Regions from separate parts of the Homo sapiens genome. Here region 1 is linked to region 2. Evidence: chromatin contacts called from ENCODE Hi-C data. All regions are on one chromosome and are shown on one strand. Each heading gives the region's core, a stretch centred on a gene start or an enhancer-like site at or near the end of the contact. The rest is flanking DNA. Distances are from core to core; before and after follow the strand shown.

The links. A loop is a pair of places that touch in the nucleus more often than their neighbours do. Pooled maps may share reads with other maps.
Region 1: a loop to region 2 is called in a pooled map of psoas muscle, with 26 times the contacts of the local background. The contact joins two enhancer-like sites. A Hi-C loop is called at or near these places in 2 of 50 pooled maps.

What each region holds. Positions count from the first base shown.
Region 1 is chr17:82,862,595-82,865,379 of GRCh38, reverse strand. All of the region lies in intron 13 of TBCD (tubulin folding cofactor D), which reads right to left. Among named protein-coding and RNA genes, the nearest start is that of ZNF750, 24 kb to the right of the region's middle. RefSeq lists a silencer at 473-552 and an enhancer at 843-1,352. Within about 2 kb of position 1,284, at least 17 of the 41 ENCODE cell types and tissues checked have a DNase peak (open chromatin) inside an H3K27ac peak, as active enhancers do.
Region 2 is chr17:77,187,735-77,190,876 of GRCh38, reverse strand. It overlaps SEC14L1 (SEC14 like lipid binding 1), which reads right to left. Exons shown (of 17, transcript NM_001143998.2): 4 at 1-74. Among named protein-coding and RNA genes, the nearest start is that of SEC14L1, 48 kb to the right of the region's middle. Within about 2 kb of position 1,621, at least 5 of the 41 ENCODE cell types and tissues checked have a DNase peak (open chromatin) inside an H3K27ac peak, as active enhancers do.

The DNA of each region.
Region 1 (2,785 bases), core at 35-2,534, 5.7 Mb before region 2:
GGAGGGACCCTCAGCGTGGAGCCTGCCGGTGCAGAGCCCGAGCGCAGGAAACGGCTCCCGAGAGCCGCGTGGCCGTCCCTGCAGACCCTCCCTTCAGCACCAGCACACACAGCCATCCGTGTGGCCGTCCCTGCAGACCCTCCCTTCAGCACCAGCACACACAGCCATGGCTCCTGTCCCAAAAATGCAGCTCAACTTGCTCAGAAAAAAAAACGCCAGTGTTGAATTTGCTAGGAGGTAAGAGGCAGTGATGGACAGAACACCTGGTTCCACTGACATCTGGGTTTCCAGTTCCCACAGGACGTTGTAGAGAAGCCTTCCCAGAGGCCCTCAGCTGCCTGCAGGGAGCAGCAGCTGGCCTCATGTCTGCTGCACCTGCAACGCTGCACAGTGGGGCAAGCACAGACTTGGTGCTCGGCCTGCCCTTGGGGGGCAAGGAGCCCCACCCCCAACACAAGCAGGCCCCCGCTGTCCCCACGGTGCCCCAGGGAGTGAGCAGGCCCCCGCTGTCCCCACGGTGCCCCGGGGAGTGAGCAGGCCCCCGCTGTCCCCACGGTGCCCCGGGGAGTGGTGATCCCAGCCCTTCCTGTGCTGCTAGGGTGGGCGCCCGGATATGCATCACCTGCTCTGCTCTCCCCCAGTGCCCCAAGCACAACCCCGGCCTCGGTGGGATCACGCACCAAGCCCCAAGCCCGCTCTTTCCACAGGAAAGTCACCCAGCCACGCTGGCCCAGCAACTCTCCCCACCTGTGCCTGTGAACCAAGATCCCACCTGCCACCACCCACTGTGCAGGGTCGCAGAGTCAAGGACCCTCTGTCAAGGTGCTGGGGACAGTCACAAATCCCCACCACACGTGAGGCACGCAGGCCAGGCCAGGTGTATGACACACCCTGGCCAACACGAAGACACAGAGCCCGGGTCACCCAACTGTCACCAAGCTCAGATTCTTACAGTTGTTAAAATAAGAGCACAGAACGTCCCTGCTGTGAAAGGCCACCTCCTGGAGAGCACAGAGAGCCGGCACTCGATCTGCCTGGATGGGGGCGATGAGGAAGCCCCACAGGCTGGGCACCCGCAGGTCACACAGCAGCTTTCTGTTCTCTGCACTACATTTGTTTCTTCATGAAATTAAAAAGTGAGACGCTTCAAAGAGCCCTGGAAGCACAAGTGAAGCTGATAAATCACACAAGAGATGACTCATCTTTTACCCACTCTCTAAGAAAGTCCCAGGCCACAACACAGATGGCAGCCATGCCGCAAACCTCCTGTGGAGCGTCAACAGCAGGCAGCTCCCTTCACTGGTAAGACAGCCCCTAAGAACACTGGTTAGGAGGTTCCAGCACCAAAACTGTAAATGCTGCACCCAGTGAAGATGATTTTGCATTTAGTCCTGAGGGTGGTAATCTACTCAGCTGTCACTGACTGCACGTCGGACTGCCGCTGTGAGGCATTTGAAAGGCTTGAGAAGCACAACTCTATAAAAAGCTCCACGTGAAAACCAGACAGGACTGAACTGGGCCCCTGCTACCCTCTCTGCCCCCATCACCCACCTCTGCTATCAGGCAGCACCTCCTACTCCTCTCCAGGTTCCTCACCAATCCTGCTCTCCCAACAGGATCTGAGGCCAGCTGCATCAGGAGCCAACTGCTGCTTCCCGAGGAGGCTTACAGTCTGAGACCAGGGAAGGCGCCCAGTTCCTCCAGGGGTCAATGCTGAGCTCAGGGGCACTGATGAGCAGAGTTTTGGGAGGGCACTGGGTCCAAAGGCTGCGTCCCGAGCACTAACCCCTCAACCAGCACCCTCCCCGCTCACACTGGACCACACTGCCTGCACCCTACCCGCACACAGTAGGTGCAACATTATTGTGAGTGAGTGCTTCTCTCCCATTCTTTCTCCAAGAACACAGATCATTTGCAATTTTTCAGAACTGCTTAAGCCGTCGCTCTCGGAGAGCTTTCCCTAGGACCTGGCTGGAGCCTGGCCACCCTCATCACTGAAGGGTCCTGTACAGACACCGCTTGGCCTCCACGCTGCGTCCGGGTCTGCGAAGCCACAGCACCTAAAGGTTCCAGGCACACAGCACAGGCCAAAGCCCTGGGAAGAAATGCTTCTCCTCCTCCTGGGGGCATCTGCCACCCAGCCTGCAGCCAATGTGGTGAAGCAGCTGATCTGAGGACTAAGCCTGGACAGACACAGGCACCACGAGGACGGTGGGGCCAGCACATGGAGGCCTGGTTCCCACAGCTTGGTCCCTGGGCTACTGGAAAGCAACACAAAGAAATTACGATCCCATCCTCATATCTTCACTTTTTGACATTAATAAGCCTCCCAAAAGGGAGGTCAAGAGGTCAACACAAAAGGCGGACGGCTACATTCCACCCAGTAATCCTCTCCCCAGCCACACCGCAAGACCAAGCAGGGGCAGCCGTCACCAGATATCCCAGCTCAGAGCTCTCATCGACAGTCACACCCGCACGCCGGCAGCCACCTCGGACGCGTGAGAGGACAGACACCTGGCCCTACTTAACGGAATGAGGCCCCGGCCTGGGGTGGCCGCCTGGACTTCCATAACTCCACAGGTGACTGACTTCTGCCACAGCTGAGCCGGGGCCGGCAACACACGTGCACAGGCAGAGAGGCCAACTCACGGCAGAAGACAGTCCCTAAGCTAAAAAGACATGGCGGGGCATCACCCTCCCGTGCTAAAGATAAATCATGTGCTTAGAAATAACCCTCAGATCGAAAAATAACCTACCCATTCACTGAATTTTTTATTTTTTCAAT
Region 2 (3,142 bases), core at 372-2,871:
TTGAATTCATTCACAGTGTCACTGCCCACGAACATCGGAATCAAAGGACATGTAGGGAACCTCCTTTCATAGGCCTATAAATTTAAAAACCAAGAAAGCAGAAGTGAGCAAAGACACAACCTGATGTCCTGCCGCTGACTGTGTTCTCCCTGGAACAGCACCTCTCGGTGCACGGCAACAGGCAGCGCCACAACTGTCTTCACATCTGAAGCTTTCATTAAAGAAGAAAAAGACACTCCATGTCCATGGATCGGAAGATTCAACCTAGTAAAGATCTCAATTCTCCCCATAAGTAACATCATTCCTAACAAAACCCCAGCAAGACTTTGTGGTAATTATAGACAAGATTGTTTTAAAATTTATATGGAAAGACAAAGGAACTAGAACAACTAAAACGATTTTGAAAAAGATGAATAAACTGGGAAGAATCAGTCACCCCGGTATTAAGGCTTACTCTATAACTACAGTAATCAAGACCATCTAGTATTAGGAGAGGGGTAACTGACATACAGATCTATGGGACAAAATACAGAACCCAGAAATAGACTCAAACAAATACACCCAACTGATTTATTTTTTAGTATCTGCACCTGTCAGGGAACACCGACTGATTTTCAACAGAGATGTAAAAGCAATGAGGGAAAGAAAGCACGCCAGTCTTTTCAACATGTTACTGGAGCAATTACACATCCATAGGCTGAAACAATAATAACAATGAATCTTGATCTAAACCTCACACCTTGTATAAAAATTAACTCAAAGATCAGCGACTTAAATGTAAAACACAAAACTAAAACTTTTAGGGAAAAAAAATAGAAAATCTTTGGGATCCTGGGCTAGGCAAAGAATTCTTAGATGTGACAACAAAATCACAATCCACAGGAGAAAAAATATATAAAATGAACTTCCTCAAAGTTAAAAACATTTGCTCAGCGAAAGACCCTGTTAAGGCCGGGCGCGGTGGCTCACGCTTGTAATCTCAGCACTTTGGGAGTCTGAGGTGGGCAGATCATGAGGTCAGGAGATTGAGACCATCCAGGCTAACACGGTGAAACCCCGTCTCTACTAAAGATACAAAAAATTAGCCGGGCGTGGTGGCGGGCGCCTGTAGTTCCAGCTACTCAGGAGGCTGAGGCAGGAGAATGGCGTGAACCCAGAAAGCGGAGCTTGCAGTGAGCCGAGATCGCGCCACTGCACTCCAGCCTGGGCGACAGAGTGAGATTCCATCTCAAAACAAAACAAAACAAAACCCCTGTTAAGAGAATGAAAAAACAAACTACAAAATGGGAGGAGGGATTTACAAACCATGTATCTGACAAAGGACTAGTGCCTAGAATACATAAAAAATTCTTAAAACTCAACATAAATACAGTGAGCCAGGAGAACACTGGTTTGGACTGAGCTCCTGCACCAGGCCCAGCAGACCAAACCAAAATGGAGTCCCTCTTGGTAACCTCCATACCACCAAGCCAAAAGTAAGTTGTTTATCTGACTTTGCAAGAAGTCAGGAGAAAGAGAACAGCAAATCCCCCAAATGGGCCAGTTTGGGCCAGCGTGGTAAGGAAGTCCCCTCTGCGTTAACCTTTACAAGGGAAGTCACTCTGAAACCACCCATCTGCTCTCTGTTCTCTGTGTCTGTTTCCCTCACCCCTTTTCTGTCTACAAAGCCAGCTTCCCCTGCTCAGCTCATGAGAACACTCATTCTATTTCACAGAATTCTGTTTTATAGAATGAGGTGTTGCCTGATTCTGGAATCAAAAAAGCCAATTAAGATCCATACACTAAATTTTTTTGTAATTTTGTCTTTTGACACACAATTGAAATTTAAAAATGGTTAAGATGGTAAATTTCATGTGCTTTTACCATGATTAAAAAAAAAAAACAACTCAAGAGTTTTAAAAAGTCCAATTAGAAAATGTGCAAGAGACAGGAAGTGATATCTCACCTGAGAGGACACACAGATGGCAAATAAGCACACGAGAGATGTTCATTAGAGAAAAGGGCCATTAGGGAAATGCAAATTAAAATCACAAAGGAGTATCACTATACAACTATCAGAATGGCTAAAATAAAACACAGTGCTGGTTGGGATGTGGAAGAACTGAATCCCTTCCACATCATTGGCAGGAATGTAAAATGGTGCAACCACTCCAGAAAACAGGTATCTTCTTAAAACCTAAACATGCAACGGTATACAACCCAACAAATGCACTCCTGGGCATTTATCCCAGAGCAATGAGAGCTTATGTTCGCACAAAACCCCATATACAAACATTCATAGCAGCGTTACTCATAATAGAAACTGGAAACAACTCCGAGATGTCCTTCCTGAGTGAGGCTAAATGGACTGCGCTGCAGCCACACCACGGAACACTACTCAGCAAAAAAAAAGAATGAACTATTGATCCAGGTGAGGAACTGGATGAATCGTGGGAGAATTATGCTAAGCTAAAAAAAAAAAAAAGCCTCAGCAGTTACATACGGTATGATTCCCTGTCCATAACACTCTTGAAAAGACAAAACTAGAGAAACCGAAAACAGAAGAGTGGTTGCCGGGGCTAAGGAAGGGGTGGGGACAGGAGCGAAGCAGGTGTGGCTGTAAAAGGGCCATGAGAGAGATGCCTGGGAAGCACTCTGCGTCTCGACTATGCGCACGGCAGCATCCTGACTGTGCTGGTGCACACAGTTCTGCAAGACGTTATCACTGGGGGAAGATGAGTAAAGAACACATGAGATCTTTCAAGATTATTCCTTGTGAATAATTAAATTATTCAATATTATTCTTTGTAAATAATTTAATTTACTCTGTAGCAATCCACAAAGATTACCAAACTAAAGATGTTGCAGAATTCATATTAAAACCTAAGCGATCCAGAGGCCCAGGCGTGCAGATCACTTGAGCCCAGGAGTTTGAGACCAGCCTAGGCAACATAGCATAACCCCATCTCTACAAAAAATATAAAAATTAGCCAGGTGTGGTGGTACATGCCTGTAGTTCTAGCTACTCAGGAGGCTGACATGGGAGGACCACCTGAGCCCAGGAGGTGCAGGCTGCAGTGACCTGTGATTGCACCACTGCACTCCAGCCTGGGTAACAGAGTAAGAGTAAGACCCTGTCTCCAAAAAAAAAAAAAAAAAATTC